2 separate regions of the Homo sapiens genome follow, and region 2 is linked to region 1. The links are chromatin contacts, found by Hi-C or POLR2A ChIA-PET in ENCODE. All regions are on one chromosome and are shown on one strand. The core of a region is the stretch at or near the end of the contact, and the rest is flanking DNA. Distances in the headings are between cores, read along the strand shown.

The links. A loop is a pair of places that touch in the nucleus more often than their neighbours do. ChIA-PET counts read pairs that join two places held with the same protein, here RNA polymerase II (POLR2A). Pooled maps may share reads with other maps.
Region 2: a pooled map shows a loop between it and region 1 (9-fold over the local background). The contact joins the promoter of LIMD2 here to the enhancer-like site in region 1. A Hi-C loop is called at or near these places in 4 of 50 pooled maps. POLR2A ChIA-PET finds 5 or more read pairs at or near these places in 2 of 52 experiments (Panc1 and activated CD8-positive, alpha-beta memory T cell).

What each region holds. Positions count from the first base shown.
Region 1 is chr17:59,841,123-59,847,725 of GRCh38, reverse strand. It overlaps VMP1 (vacuole membrane protein 1), which reads right to left. Exons shown (of 12, transcript NM_030938.5): 12 at 5,471-6,603. It overlaps MIR21 (microRNA 21), which reads right to left and starts at 6,460; the gene lies at 6,389-6,460. It also overlaps the pseudogene RNU6-450P. RefSeq lists silencers at 61-160, 5,205-5,399 and an enhancer at 199-1,187. Within about 2 kb of position 1,990, at least 36 of the 41 ENCODE cell types and tissues checked have a DNase peak (open chromatin) inside an H3K27ac peak, as active enhancers do; they include Panc1, where a contact is called at or near this core.
Region 2 is chr17:63,698,841-63,705,687 of GRCh38, reverse strand. LIMD2 (LIM domain containing 2) reads left to right here and starts at 5,563. Exons shown (of 5, transcript NM_030576.4): 1 at 5,563-5,656; 2 at 6,340-6,431; 3 at 6,619-6,660; 4 at 6,750-6,847. The coding sequence starts at 6,390. LOC729683 (a long non-coding RNA gene) reads right to left here and starts at 5,350. Exons shown (of 1, transcript NR_046273.1): 1 at 3,003-5,350. It overlaps STRADA (STE20 related adaptor alpha), which reads left to right. Exons shown (of 13, transcript NM_001003787.4): 11 at 1,106-1,347; 12 at 1,641-1,683; 13 at 1,937-2,856. The coding sequence ends at 2,089. RefSeq lists silencers at 3,585-3,664, 4,855-5,814, 5,905-6,364, 6,455-6,684 and enhancers at 4,085-4,184, 3,980-4,564, 4,565-5,150.

The DNA.
Region 1 (6,603 bases), core at 741-3,240:
GAGGTGTCTGAAGAACCAACAACCTGAGGCTAGGCAGGAACATCTGGCAGCTCTCAGAGAGGTTTAGCAGTCCTTACTCAAGTGCAACTGACTGTGAGGTGCACTAAAGAGTGAAAGGCAGAGAAAGGCCTCCCTGCCTTAGTCTTGGCCTTCATCTTCTTAACTAATGAAAAGAAGCTGGGTGCTTGCTTTGGCAGCACATACACCAAAATTGGAACAATATACAGAAGATTAGCATGGCCCCTGCACAAGAATGACACTCAAATTTGTGTTCTGTATTAAAAAAAAAAAAAAAAAAAAAAAAGGCTGGGCATGGTGGTTCATGCTTGTAATCCCAGCACTTTGGGAGGCCGAGGCGGGTGGATCACCTGAGGTTAGGAGTTCGAGACCAGCCTGGCCAACATGATGAAACCCCGTATCTACTGAAAAAAATACAAAAAATTAGCCGAGTGTGGTGGCATGCACCTGTAATCCCAGCTACTTGAGAGGCTGAGGCAGGAGAATCGCTTTGAACCTGGAAGGCGGAGGCTGCAGTGAGCCGAGATTGCGCCACTGCACTCCAGCCTCGGCAACAAGAGTGAAACTCCGTCTCAAAAGAAAAAAAAAAAAGTTGGGAAAAACATGGTTCTCCAGGGCCGTGGCAAGCCAGGCTTCTGCACTACTGCCAAGAGGAGTGAACTTGAGCTGCTTTTCGTTTCCTCCACACAACATGGTGAGGAGCCAAAGGAAGACAGTGATCTAAGTCATTCCCCACCTTCAGGCGGCACCATCCCTGTTTTCAAATCCCTAACTGCCTCACTCCCCTAAAGCATTTTTTCCCCGCTGGAAACAGACTGGAACACAATTAAGCAATGTTGATCACTGCTTCAGTCAAAAGTGGTCTGAAGGGAAAAGCTGATGTGTTTTGTCCCCCAAAAGGGATAGATGGCCTCAAAGGAAAATGTCGCATTTGGATTAGATTTGTGGTAGGGGAGGAGTGACCTGCCAAGGGCTCCTTGAATAAACAAAACTGTTCCTCAAAGGGCTTTGGGTGGAGGTCATCAAAGCAAGTTCACAGAAAGATCCTCCTCCCTGGTAACTCTCCAGAGATGGCTGACTCTTTGCTTACATAGGTAGCTCAGGGGTCCCACTTGAAGTCAGTTGCCCAGAATAAGCCAGAGCCTGCCCCCTCAAGAATTCAGGAATGTGGTTTCCAATGCAAATAAAGGCTAAATTGTAGAAACAGTGCTGGAGTGTGTTCAAGCCCTCCCTCTAGGTCCTCTGAGTCATTTGGAAATGGTTAACAAACAGGTTGGACACCTGGGTTGATTACTGCTGAAGGGGATTTCCACACAAACCCTATACTGTAAAATCATCCTCTTGCCTTCCCAAAGCAATTCAGTTCCACTTTCTAGATCGAATGTGCCTTAAAGATTCCAAATGTCCTAAATCAGATCCTAGGGTTCCTAAATTAGAGCAGCAACTGCTGCTGACACAAAGAAACAAGGAGCCAAGCAACTTTGTGCTTAAAAAAAAAAAAAAAAAAAGTTTATTTTAAATTAAGAGGAACAGATGTCCAATGTTTCAAAAAGCCACACATTTGTGGATTTGGCTGACAAACTCTCTAAGCTGCATTTTATTTCTGTTCCCATAGAGTCAGCTAGCCACTTGCAACTGACTCACTTCTCTCTGGGCCACAGTTTGGGCCAGTCTCCTGACTACAGAATTAGAATCCAGATATCAAATGAATCCAGGGTGCTTGGGTGGAGAGCAGGTGTTAAAAGCCATCTAAAACCACCCCTTCCCTGCTTTAATTTAGGAGTATCAACACCCACACAGCAAACTGCAAGGCTAGTGGGTCAAAGAGAATGAGCAAACAGTTGGCACCTGCCAATCCCAGCACCACGCAATTTTAAAGGCAATGAGTAAGCAGCTGTCTGGAACAGGTTTTTGTATAATCCTTCTTAAGAGTACTGGTTAAATATGCAAATACACACAGGTTATTTGCTGCAATTCAAGGCCTCGCCCCCAAGGCAAATGCATTACCTCAGGTGAACTCTTGGCCTTGTTGGGAAGGGATAGGATCCCTAGCTCCTGTCCACCAGACACTAATGACTCAGTTGCTTCTAAAGTTTAAAATACATGATGTGCTTTCTCTTCTTGTTGTCTTTGAGAATAAATAAATTTACCTTCAGACACAAGGGTTTTGTGTGTAGTATCTCATTTACGTTGTGTAAATACTGGAGAGGATTCAATAAATGTTAGAGATAAAATGTTACTTGGCTTTTCAAAAACTTTAAACTCCTGCTTAGTTTTAATTTTTTGTAGCACCTCAAAAAATTATTTATGAATAAAATGAAGCAGTTGTTTGTATTTTTTAATAGAAATGAGACTCTTAGGTCTATTGAGGAAGATCTTGCATGCCATCAATTTTTTCATGGTTCAAAACCTATTTACCCAGCAAATCTCACTGTATTTTCTAGACTGACCTTGTAACAAGTATTAAAAGCTGATACTCCCTTTTCTCCTCTTTCCTTCCAGATGTTTTAGTATTTATATATATATTTTTTGAGGCAGGGTCTGTGTCACTCAGGCTGGAGTGCAGTGACACAATCACGGCTCACTAATGAGGTGATCCACCTCAGCCTGGGACTATAGGCACATACTGTCACACTTGGCTAACTTTTAAATATTTTGTAGGGAGGTCTCATTATGTTGTCCAGGCTGGTCTCGAACTCCTGGGCTCAGGAGTGATTTGCCTGCCTTGGCCTACCAAAGTGCTAGAATTACAGGCATGAGCAACCATGATAACCAATATTCTTTATAATGAAAATAAATTAGAAAATGGTCAATATTTTCAGGTGGGAAAGTTAAAAAACTGTTTTTGGTTTTAAATTCTTCGGTAAATTTTTCACTTATCAAAAGTTTGACAGAGTATCTGCTAGAAAACCAGAGCACATATGCTAAGAAAGCATTTTAAAATATATCTTTGTTTCTGGAGGAGTGAATGCAATGTTGTGAAATTCTTGCATGTGTATCAGATGCTCACTTTTTTTTTTTTTTTTTTTTTTTTTTTGCGAGATGGTGTCTTGCTCTGTTGCCCAGGCTGGAGTGCAGTGGCACGATCTCAGGTCACTGCAACGTCTGCCTTCCGGGTTCAAGTGACTCTCCTGCCTGTTTCCCGAGTAGCTGAGATTACAGGCATACGCCACCACGCCTGGCTAATTTTTGTATTTTTAGTAGAGATAGGGTTTCACCATGCTGGCCAGGCTGGTCTTGAACTCCTGACCTCAAGTGATCCTGTCTTGGCCTCCCAAAAGGCTGGGATGACAGGCGTGAGCCACTGTGCCTGGCCTCAGTCTTTCATTGGGAATGCCCAGCATGGTGGCTCACACCTGTCATCCCAGCACTTTGGGAGGCCACGGCAGGATCGCTCGAGCCTGGGAATTCAAGACTGGCCTGGGCAAAATATTGAGACCCTGTCTTTACAAAAAATTAAAAAATTACCCAGGTATGGTGGTTCATGCTGGTCCTTGCCAGGGAGGCTGAGGTAGGAGAATTTCTTGAGCCTGGGAGGTCAAGGCTGTAAAGAGCCATGACTGTGCCACCACACTCCAGCCTGGGTGACACAGTAAAACCTCACTCTCAAAAAAAAAAAAAAAAAAAAAAAAAAGCTGGGGTGGTGGAGGTGGATAACTTTTATTGCTGTACTTTTACTGAACTCTTTTTTGTTTGTTTGTTTTGAGACGGAGTTTCACTCTTGTTGCCCAGGCTGGAGTGCAATGGCAAGATCTCGGCTCACTGCAACCTCTGCCTCCTGGGTTCAAGCGATTCCTGCCTCAGCCTCCCGAGTAGCTGGGATTACAGGCATGTGCCACCGTGCCTGCTACATTTTTGTATTTTTAGTAGAGATGTGATTTCGCCATGTTGGTTAGGCTGGTCTCGAACTCAGGTGATCTGCCCACCTTGGCCTCCCAAAGTGCTGGGATTACAGGCGTGAGCCACCATGCCCGGCCCTATTTATTGAACTCTTGGCCTAAAAGGGATCCTCCTGCCTTGGCCTCCCAAAGTATTAGGATTATAAGCATGAGCCACTGCACCCAGCCTATTTCAGTACTTTACATGTTACCAGATTTATTCCTTAGGTAAACTGTCCTTCTATCTCTTTTATTTTTATAGATGAAAGAAACTGAGGCTCTTTTAAACTTTCTCAGGTCACAAACAATGTAGAAGAAACCCGAACCGTCATTAACATAGACTATTACACATGGGGGAAAATGGGTTTTAAAGTAATATATATGGAAAGGCTTTTTGACACTGAAAGGTTGGGAATCTCTGTGATCTTCTTACACATGGGTCAGGCTAAACAATTTGCTTCAGGGTACATGAGCGCAACTGGTTATTTAGCTAGTGCATGATCCATACTCAAATGAGTCATTATTGAATGACTGGTGAAATGACAAAAAGCCTCATGTTCTACTAAGGCTGTGGATAGCACAGAGCACACTGGGGGCAGAGGCTGAGCGTGTTTGTGTAGGAGCACTCAATACTGCATATGTTTCAATAATTAACTAGTGTATTTAAGAAACTTCATTCTACGTGGGCATGGTGGCTCACGTCTGTGAACCCAGAACTTTGGGAGACCGAGGCAGGTGGATCACCTCAGGTCAGGAGTTCGAGACCAGCCTGACCAACATGGCCAAACCCCGTCTCTACTAAAAATACAAAAACTAGCCTGGTGTGGTGGTGGGCGCCTGGAATCCCAACTACTCCAGAGGCTGAGGCAGGACAATCGCTTGAACCTGGGAGGCGGAAGTGGCAGTGAGCCGAGATTGTACCATTGCACTCTAGCCTGGGCGACGGAGCAAGACTCTGTCTCAAAAAAAAAAAAAAAAAAAAAAAAAGTAACTTCATTCTAGCATTCGTAGGGAATGGAGAGGTGGCCACTATCCAAATGAAACTAAAAACCTTTTTCTTCCCAGACTCATACTCCAGATTATGCACACAGAGAATACAGAAAACTATGGGAAAACTGGACATTGCACATTTTCATATGACATCATCTGTTATTTTTTTTGTCTTGCTCTGTCACCCAGGCTGGAGTGCAGTGGCGCCATCTCGGCTCACTGCAAACTCTGCTTCCTGCGTTCAAGGGATTCTCCTGCCTCAGCCTCCTGAATAGCTGGGATTACAGGCGTGCACCACCACGCCCGGCTAATTTTTTATATTTTTAGTAGAGATGGGGTTTCGCCATGTTGGCCAGGCTGGTCTCAAACTCCTGACCTCAGGTGATCTGCCCGCCTTGGCCTCCCAAAGTGCTGGGATTACAGGTGTGAGCCACCGCGCCCGGCCGACATTGTCTGTTTTAAGGGAGGTATTCCTCAGCTCTTCGGTGATAAACTGCTGATGTATTGCACTGCCTGACAGTCACCAAGTTGGAACATGATAAATACTGCAGATGTGTAAGGCACAAAATGAGACTTATACAAAGTAGAGATGGAATCGCAAGAATTCCCAGGCCCTCTTTTTATTTACAGTGATACCAAACCATCCACTTGCAAATTCTTTGGTCTCCCATCAGCTGGAATTAAGTAGGTACTGTGTATCTTTGAGATCATGTATTTGTCTCCACTTTGGTGGATACAAGAAAGGAAGGCACGAACAGCTGAAAAAGAAGGGTATCACACCGCTCCAGCTGGAATCCAGCAGGAACCTCTGAGCATGCCACAGCTGAACACTTAAAAGAGGAAAGAAGGACAGCTGCTCTTCATTTATTTTGAAAGCAAATTCATTTGAAAGTGCATAAATGGTCATCATAAGTCAAACGTATCAATTAGACCTTCAACCTAGGAAACAAAATTTTTTTTTTCTATTTAATAATACACCACACTGAAATTATTTGCCAATGAATCCCAAAGATTTGGTACAAATAGTACAATTCGTATTTGCTTTCCTCTTTCCTTTCTTCAGACAAACACCAAATAAAATGCAGGTGAAAGAGATGAACCACGACTAGAGGCTGACTTAGAAATTTATGCTGACTCGATCTAAAAAAAATTATGTTGGTTAATGTTAATCTATCTAAAATAGAGCATTTTGGGAATGCTTTTCAAAGAAGGTCAAGTAACAGTCATACAGCTAGAAAAGTCCCTGAAAAAAAGAATTGTTAAGAAGTATAATAACCTTTTCAAAACCCACAATGCAGCTTAGTTTTCCTTTATTTATTTGTGGTCATGAAGACTATCCCCATTTCTCCATAAAATCCTCCCTCCATACTGCTGCATTATGGCACAAAAGACTCTAAGTGCCACCAGACAGAAGGACCAGAGTTTCTGATTATAAACAATGATGCTGGGTAATGTTTAAATGAGAACATTGGATATGGATGGTCAGATGAAAGATACCAAAATGTCAGACAGCCCATCGACTGGTGTTGCCATGAGATTCAACAGTCAACATCAGTCTGATAAGCTACCCGACAAGGTGGTACAGCCATGGAGATGTCACGATGGTAGGCAAAACAAGCAGACAGTCAGGCAGGATTTGATAAAAAAACAAAAACAAAAACAAACCAAAAAAACCCAGGCATTTCTGGCCTGTTAAGATCGAACCCCAATTCTATTC
Region 2 (6,847 bases), core at 4,314-6,813, 3.9 Mb before region 1:
GACAGGCACAGAAGGAAGCAAGGGTACATTGTGAAGGGCTTTGATGCCACTTTAGAGCACTGGTTCCTGTCCTAAAGCCTGTGGAGCAGTGCTGAGGATTCTAAGCACAGGAGTGACAGCATAAGATGGCTCATTTACAAAGACCACCCCGGCAGATGGATTAGATCCAGTAGCTCAGTTAGGTGGGTATGGAAGTCTATGTGAGGAATCTAGGAGATCTCAGTAAAATAATTCAGTGACAGAGGATGCTCAGGAAAGAAAAGGTGACTGAGGAGGAACAAGAAGTCCAGGCCTAGAAGCAGCACCATCCACTAGAATTTGCTGCAGCGAAGGAGGGCTTCTGTGGCTGCACTGTCTAGCGTGGGAGCCATGAGACTGTGTGGCTGTCGAGCATTTAGAAGGTGACCAGTGAGACTGTGGGACTGAATTTTAAACCTCATTTAAATCGAAATAGCCACAAGTGGCTAGTGGCTATCACGTTAGTGCAGCTCTAGAGCAATTTCCAGGTTTCTGGCTTGGACAGCTTATGCGGTCATGAGGACTTCCACGAGGACAGCAGTCCCAGGTGGGGCTGGTTTTATATGTGTTGAGTTGGGGTACTTTGGAACAGCCACCCAGCCTGGCCTCCCCTTGGGCATCTTGCTCCCGTGTGGCCTGCTGCAGCGACAGCCCAGGCTGTGGCACTGCAGGGACTGCCTCTCAGACCTCATCGGATCCACCTGAGCATGGCAGACGGCTGGGCTTCAAAGCAGGTTCATCTGACTGCTCCTTCCCTCTAGGGTGAAGACTCTACGGTAAAAGGAATTTGATGCCTTGGAAAGGGAGAGCGGAAACTGTGAGCCCTGCTTTCCAGCCATGGCGAAAGCGGGTACTTTTGTGCAACCCCTCTCCTTTCACGTTGGCCTGGCTAGGGCGGAGCTGCCACGCCAGTGACCAGCGTTTCTTTGGGAAAATTGGACTTACTCCACTTCCACCTTTTCCACTCTTCAAATGATCACATTTGCATATTGGGAACAGTGTATTTGTGAAGAGACTCTCAGGCCTTCCAGGGACCACCCCCCCCCCCCACCCGCTACAGCCCAGGTCCTGGTTCTGTCCTCCCCAGATGCTGCTAGAGAAACTGAACGGCACAGTGCCCTGCCTGTTGGATACCAGCACCATCCCCGCTGAGGAGCTGACCATGAGCCCTTCGCGCTCAGTGGCCAACTCTGGCCTGAGTGACAGCCTGACCACCAGCACCCCCCGGCCCTCCAACGGTGACTCGCCCTCCCACCCCTACCACCGAACCTTCTCCCCCCACTTCCACCACTTTGTGGAGCAGTGCCTTCAGCGCAACCCGGATGCCAGGTATCCCTGCTGGCCTGGGCCTGGGCTTCGGGAGAGCAGAGGGTGCTCAGGAGGGTAAGGCCAGGGTGTGAAGGGACTTACCTCCCAAAGGTTCTGCAGGGGAATCTGGAGCTACACACAGGAGGGATCAGCTCCTGGGTGTGTCAGAGGCCAGCCTGGGGAGCTCTGGCCACTGCTTCCCATGAGCTGAGGGAGAGGGAGAGGGGACCCGAGGCTGAGGCATAAGTGGCAGGATTTCGGGAAGCTGGGGACACGGCAGTGATGCTGCGGTCTCTCCTCCCCTTTCCCTCCAGGCCCAGTGCCAGCACCCTCCTGAACCACTCTTTCTTCAAGCAGGTATCGTAGCCCCTTCGTTCTGGTTCTGGTTCTAGTTCTGGTTCTAACAACTCACAATCCCTTTAGCTTTCTCTCCCCTCCCTTTGAATGAGAGAAACTACCCCGCTTCCGAAGCCCCTGAAAGACACTGCTCCTTCCTCTCATGGAGTTGGCTCCGACAGCCCGTCTGCCACCAGGCCATGGTTCCTTGCCCCATGGTGTCCTGGGACCCAGAGCAACAGGATCTGTCACCCACCTCTCTCTTCTCCCCCAGATCAAGCGACGTGCCTCAGAGGCTTTGCCCGAATTGCTTCGTCCTGTCACCCCCATCACCAATTTTGAGGGCAGCCAGTCTCAGGACCACAGTGGAATCTTTGGCCTGGTAACAAACCTGGAAGAGCTGGAGGTGGACGATTGGGAGTTCTGAGCCTCTGCAAACTGTGCGCATTCTCCAGCCAGGGATGCAGAGGCCACCCAGAGGCCCTTCCTGAGGGCCGGCCACATTCCCGCCCTCCTGGGCAGATTGGGTAGAAAGGACATTCTTCCAGGAAAGTTGACTGCTGACTGATTGGGAAAGAAAATCCTGGAGAGACACTTCACTGCTCCAAGGCTTTTGAGACACAAGGGAATCTCAACAACCAGGGATCAGGAGGGTCCAAAGCCGACATTCCCAGTCCTGTGAGCTCAGGTGACCTCCTCCGCAGAAGAGAGATGCTGCTCTGGCCCTGGGAGCTGAATTCCAAGCCCAGGGTTTGGCTCCTTAAACCCGAGGACCGCCACCTCTTCCCAGTGCTTGCGACCAGCCTCATTCTATTTAACTTTGCTCTCAGATGCCTCAGATGCTATAGGTCAGTGAAAGGGCAAGTAGTAAGCTGCCTGCCTCCCTTCCCTCAGACCTCTCCCTCATAATTCCAGAGAAGGGCATTTCTGTCTTTTTAAGCACAGACTAAGGCTGGAACAGTCCATCCTTATCCCTCTTCTGGCTTGGGCCCTGACACCTAAGTCTTTCCCACGGTTTATGTGTGTGCCTCATTCCTTTCCCACCAAGAATCCATCTTAGCGCCTCCTGCCAGCTGCCCTGGTGCTTTCTCCAAGGGCCATCAGTGTCTTGCCTAGCTTGAGGGCTTAAGTCCTTATGCTGTGTTAGTTTCGTTGTCAGAACAAATTAAAATTTTCAGAGACGCTGCTGGAGAATGGCATTGTGTCTGCGTCAGCTCAGGGGCTACAGGCTGCTTCCTGGTGTGTGTGCTTGCAGGGATGGCCGTGCTGCCCCAGGTGAGAGCTGTCCCACCATCCAAGAGCAGGCCCATGGGTGCTCACTGAAGCTCAGCAGTGACCTCTTACACTAGATAGACCAGTTTATTTGAAAACCTGTAACAGATCTGTCTCTTAACTATCTAAAATTTTAAGACTATGAATTTTAGCCTGTGGTCATCAAACCACTTTGGAGCTAAAAAGTTCCAAAGATTGAGATTGAGGCAGAGGATGCTGGTGGCCTTTGGCAGGAAAGGAGGTAGAAGGGTTTGTCTTGCAACCGGACATGGGTGTCTCCTTACCCTGGGTGCTAGCACCCAAAGAGCAGGAAACCTAAGAACCAGCCCCGCCCATCCCTGCCATGCTGGCTGGCGCCAGCGAGTGTGAGCCAGGGGGTGCAAATCTGAGGCTCCCTGCAGTGCTTCCAGGGCACATGGCTTACCCTTCTCCCAGTCCCTCAGGGGGAAGGCCCTCCCCCAGCTCAGGCACCTCAAATGCCCCTCTAACCTGAAGCTGCACTGAACCATCAGGTGCCCTTGCTTTCCGTTTCCTCCCAAATTTTAACAGCAGTTTAAAGAAGAAAAGTAAGCCTCTTTGGGCAGTGAGAGGCTAAGGTGAAGGGAATGACACTGACCCTGGGCTAGGATGGGGCCTGGGGCGAGTGAGTGTCGGGGGCGGCGGGGAGCATTTCCGGCCCTCCTCCCCCTGCTTTAAACCTCAAGTTCCCTTCGCCTCGCCCCGCCCTCCCCCCCCCACACACACACAAACACAGAGTCTGTCGCCCAGGCTGGCGTGCACTGGCTTCATGTTGACTCACTGTAGGCTCCACCTCCCGGGTTCAAGCGATTCTTCTGCCTCAGCCTCCCGAGTAGCTAGGATTACAGGCACACACCACCACGCCTGGATAATTTTTGTATTTTTAGTAGAGACGGGATTTCACCATGTTGGCCAGGCTGGTCTTGGACTTCTGACCTCGTGATCCACCTGTCTCTGCCTCCCAAAGTGCTGGGACTACAGGCGTGAGCCACCGCCGAGCCAAGTTCCCTTTTTTTGTTTGTTTTTGACGCTGGTCATCAGTTTCCTTTGCTTCTGGATGCCTTCTGCACCTTGCTGTTGGGGCATCCTCAATGCCCATCTGCAGCTCAGCCCACAGGCCCGTCCTGGGCAGGGTGCCGGGGCCTCACCATGCCCAATGGCAGCAAGCCCTGCTCCTAGTACCCCCGGGGCTTCCCGTTTCTTGCATCAAACAGCCCCTTTGGAGAATCTGATGACAGGTGTGGAAGCTTTCCCGAGAGGCAGCCACTTTAGAGGGTCTGACGCTCCCCACTAGAGAGTCGGCCCACAGTGCAGACAAAACGCAGATCTTCCTCTAGAGAGAACAGAAGGCTGGAGAGGAGACGCGGAGCCGGTCCGTGGAGTCCGCCAGCCTGGGAAACAGCTGGTCGCTGGGGAAGCTGCAGCCTCCCTGCTCCCCTGCCAGGCGTCGGGCGAGAGCTGTTCTGTTCCCTGACAAGCGCGTGGGCCGCCAGTGCTATTCCTGCCACAGTGTGGGAAGGCGCTGGGCTAAGGGCTGTGCTTCCCGGAGCTGCTTCTAGCCTGATTTCCGGCCAAGCCACGCAGTCCCTGGTGCCCGGGAAGGCGCCGGCCTCGCCGCCGCTCCAAAGCGAGTGGCCGTCTCTCGCCGGCTGTGCCTCCGGCCTGCTGTGCGGCTGCAGGGAGGGAGCAGCTCTGCGGCCCAAGCTCTGTCACCTCAGCTCTCTGGGCCGCGGCTCCCACGTGAGAAATGAGGTGCGCTTGTTGGAGAGGGGGCCCCCGTTGCTGCCCACAGAATTCCGCCCCAGAAACGCTTGAGTACGTGGAGCCTCGGGGGACGGGTGCTCCGGGAACCACGCATACCGGCCTCCCCAGCCCGTCGCAGGGTTGCAGAGGCGCCGAGGGCTGGGGGGGCTGCCGGGGCTGCCGGGCCCTCGTGCAGGCTCCTCCCCGCAGCCTCGCGGCCGGGCCTGGAGACCGCGTGCCCGGACGCCGCCGCCAGCCTCGTGGGCCGCAAAGGGGCGGGGGCGGCCCCTGGCGGCGGGAGGACTCGGCCGCCCGAGGGACCCCGGGCCAGGCTCCGGGGTCGCCCCGGCTGGGTCTCTGCGGCCCCACAGCTCTGGGCGGGGATGGGGGCGCCGGCGCCTACGCGCGAGGCCAACCGGGGGAAACCGAGGCAGTGAATGGCCCAGGCCCCGCCCGGTTATCCCGGAGCCAGGCCGGGAGCGCCCAGTGTCCCGCGACCGCAGCCGCCGCAGCCTGAACTCGTCCCCTCCCAGTAGGATGCGGAGCGCGGCCCTTCCATCCTGTCCCTGCCACCGTTGCTTCCCCACGCCGGGCCGCCGTCGGGATGGGCAGACGGCGCGGCCGGTACCCGAGGCCTGCGAGCGCGAGGCCCGCGGGGCGCTGCGGAGCCGGGAGCGCGGAGCCGGGGCGGGGGACAGACAAAGGCGGGGACGGCGGCGAGGGGAAGACAAAGCGCGGAGGGGGGTCGGCGGCGGCGCCGGGGCCCCGAAGGCGGCTCCGGGCGCGGCGGAGCCAATGGGCGGGCGCGGGGCGGGGGCCGGCGGGGGCGGTGCAGCGATAAGGCGGTGGCGGCGGCGGTGGCTCGGGGACCACTGGTAGCGGCAGCAGCTCGCGCCCGCGCCCTCCTCGTACCCGTGCGCCCCCGGAGACCGATCCCGCCCCGCGGCCCAGGCCGGGCCTGGTGAGAGCCGCGGGGGGAGGGGCCGCGTCCGGCTCCGGAACCGGGAGAGGCGCCGAGGGGTGTGGGGTGAGGGCCGCCCGTGGGGTCCCGGCGAGTCTGCGAGCCGCTCTCGCCCGGGGCGCACAGGCTCGAGTCCTCGTTTCAGGGCCGGCCCCCGGCTGGGCGGAGCCGAGACCCGCTGGCGGGGCTCGCGGCGTCGGGGTCTGGGGTCCGGTCCTCGCGGGGCCAGGTCGGGGGCCGAGGGGCGGGGCGGGCGGGGACCTCGGGCGCTGTCCAGGGGCTGCGCAGCCTAGGCCTGGACGCCCGGGCGCGGCGCAGGGCAGCGAGGGCCGGGGTCAGGTCGGGGCAGCGGCTTCTCATCGCGGCCCCGCCGGCCCCGACCTCCCCTCACCCCAAGCGGTCCCAGCCCGCGGGACGCACACGGCGGCTGCGCGGGAGCCCCCGGCCCCTCCGCTCCCGCTAACTTTGTTCTTCCGAGGGACGGTGCCACTCGGGACCCCGGCCCCTGGGGAGCAGGGGTGGGGGAGGTGGGTGAGGGGCGGAAGTGGCAAGACCAAGAGCAACAGGAAATGACTTAGGGAAAGTCCCAACCGCAATCCCCCCAGCCCCTGCCTGTCAACACCCCCCACCCTGCAGGCTGGGGCCGGGCTGGCGGGGCCCTCCCGACTGACTTCCCCTTGCAGAACCCAGCGGGTGCCGCTTCTCCACCCGAGGCTTCCACCTCCAACGAGCCATGTTCCAGGCTGCAGGAGCCGCCCAGGCCACCCCCTCTCATGTAAGTGCCCGGCTGGGTGGGAGGGCCCCCCGGACAGGAGCCTGGCCTGGGGTGAAGGGGAGAGGCATCAGAGTTTGCCGGCCCCCTTTGTGCCCTGCGGCGCGCCCCTGGGCCTTGGGCTGATGGCTGCAGCCCTGATCCAGGGCCTCCCGGAGCTGCCCCTGCCCTGACCGCCCCTCTCCCTCAGGACGCCAAAGGCGGCGGCAGCAGCACGGTGCAGCGCTCCAAGGTAGGGGCCTGGGGCCGGGTGTGCGGGAGGAGGGGTGTGAGGGAGCGGGATGAGCACTGGGGCAGCACCTGGCTGAGCTTCCCGCACAGTCCTTCAGCCTGCGGGCCCAGGTGAAGGAGACCTGCGCCGCCTGCCAGAAGACCGTGTACCCCATGGAGCGGCTGGTGGCCGACAAGCTCATTTTCCA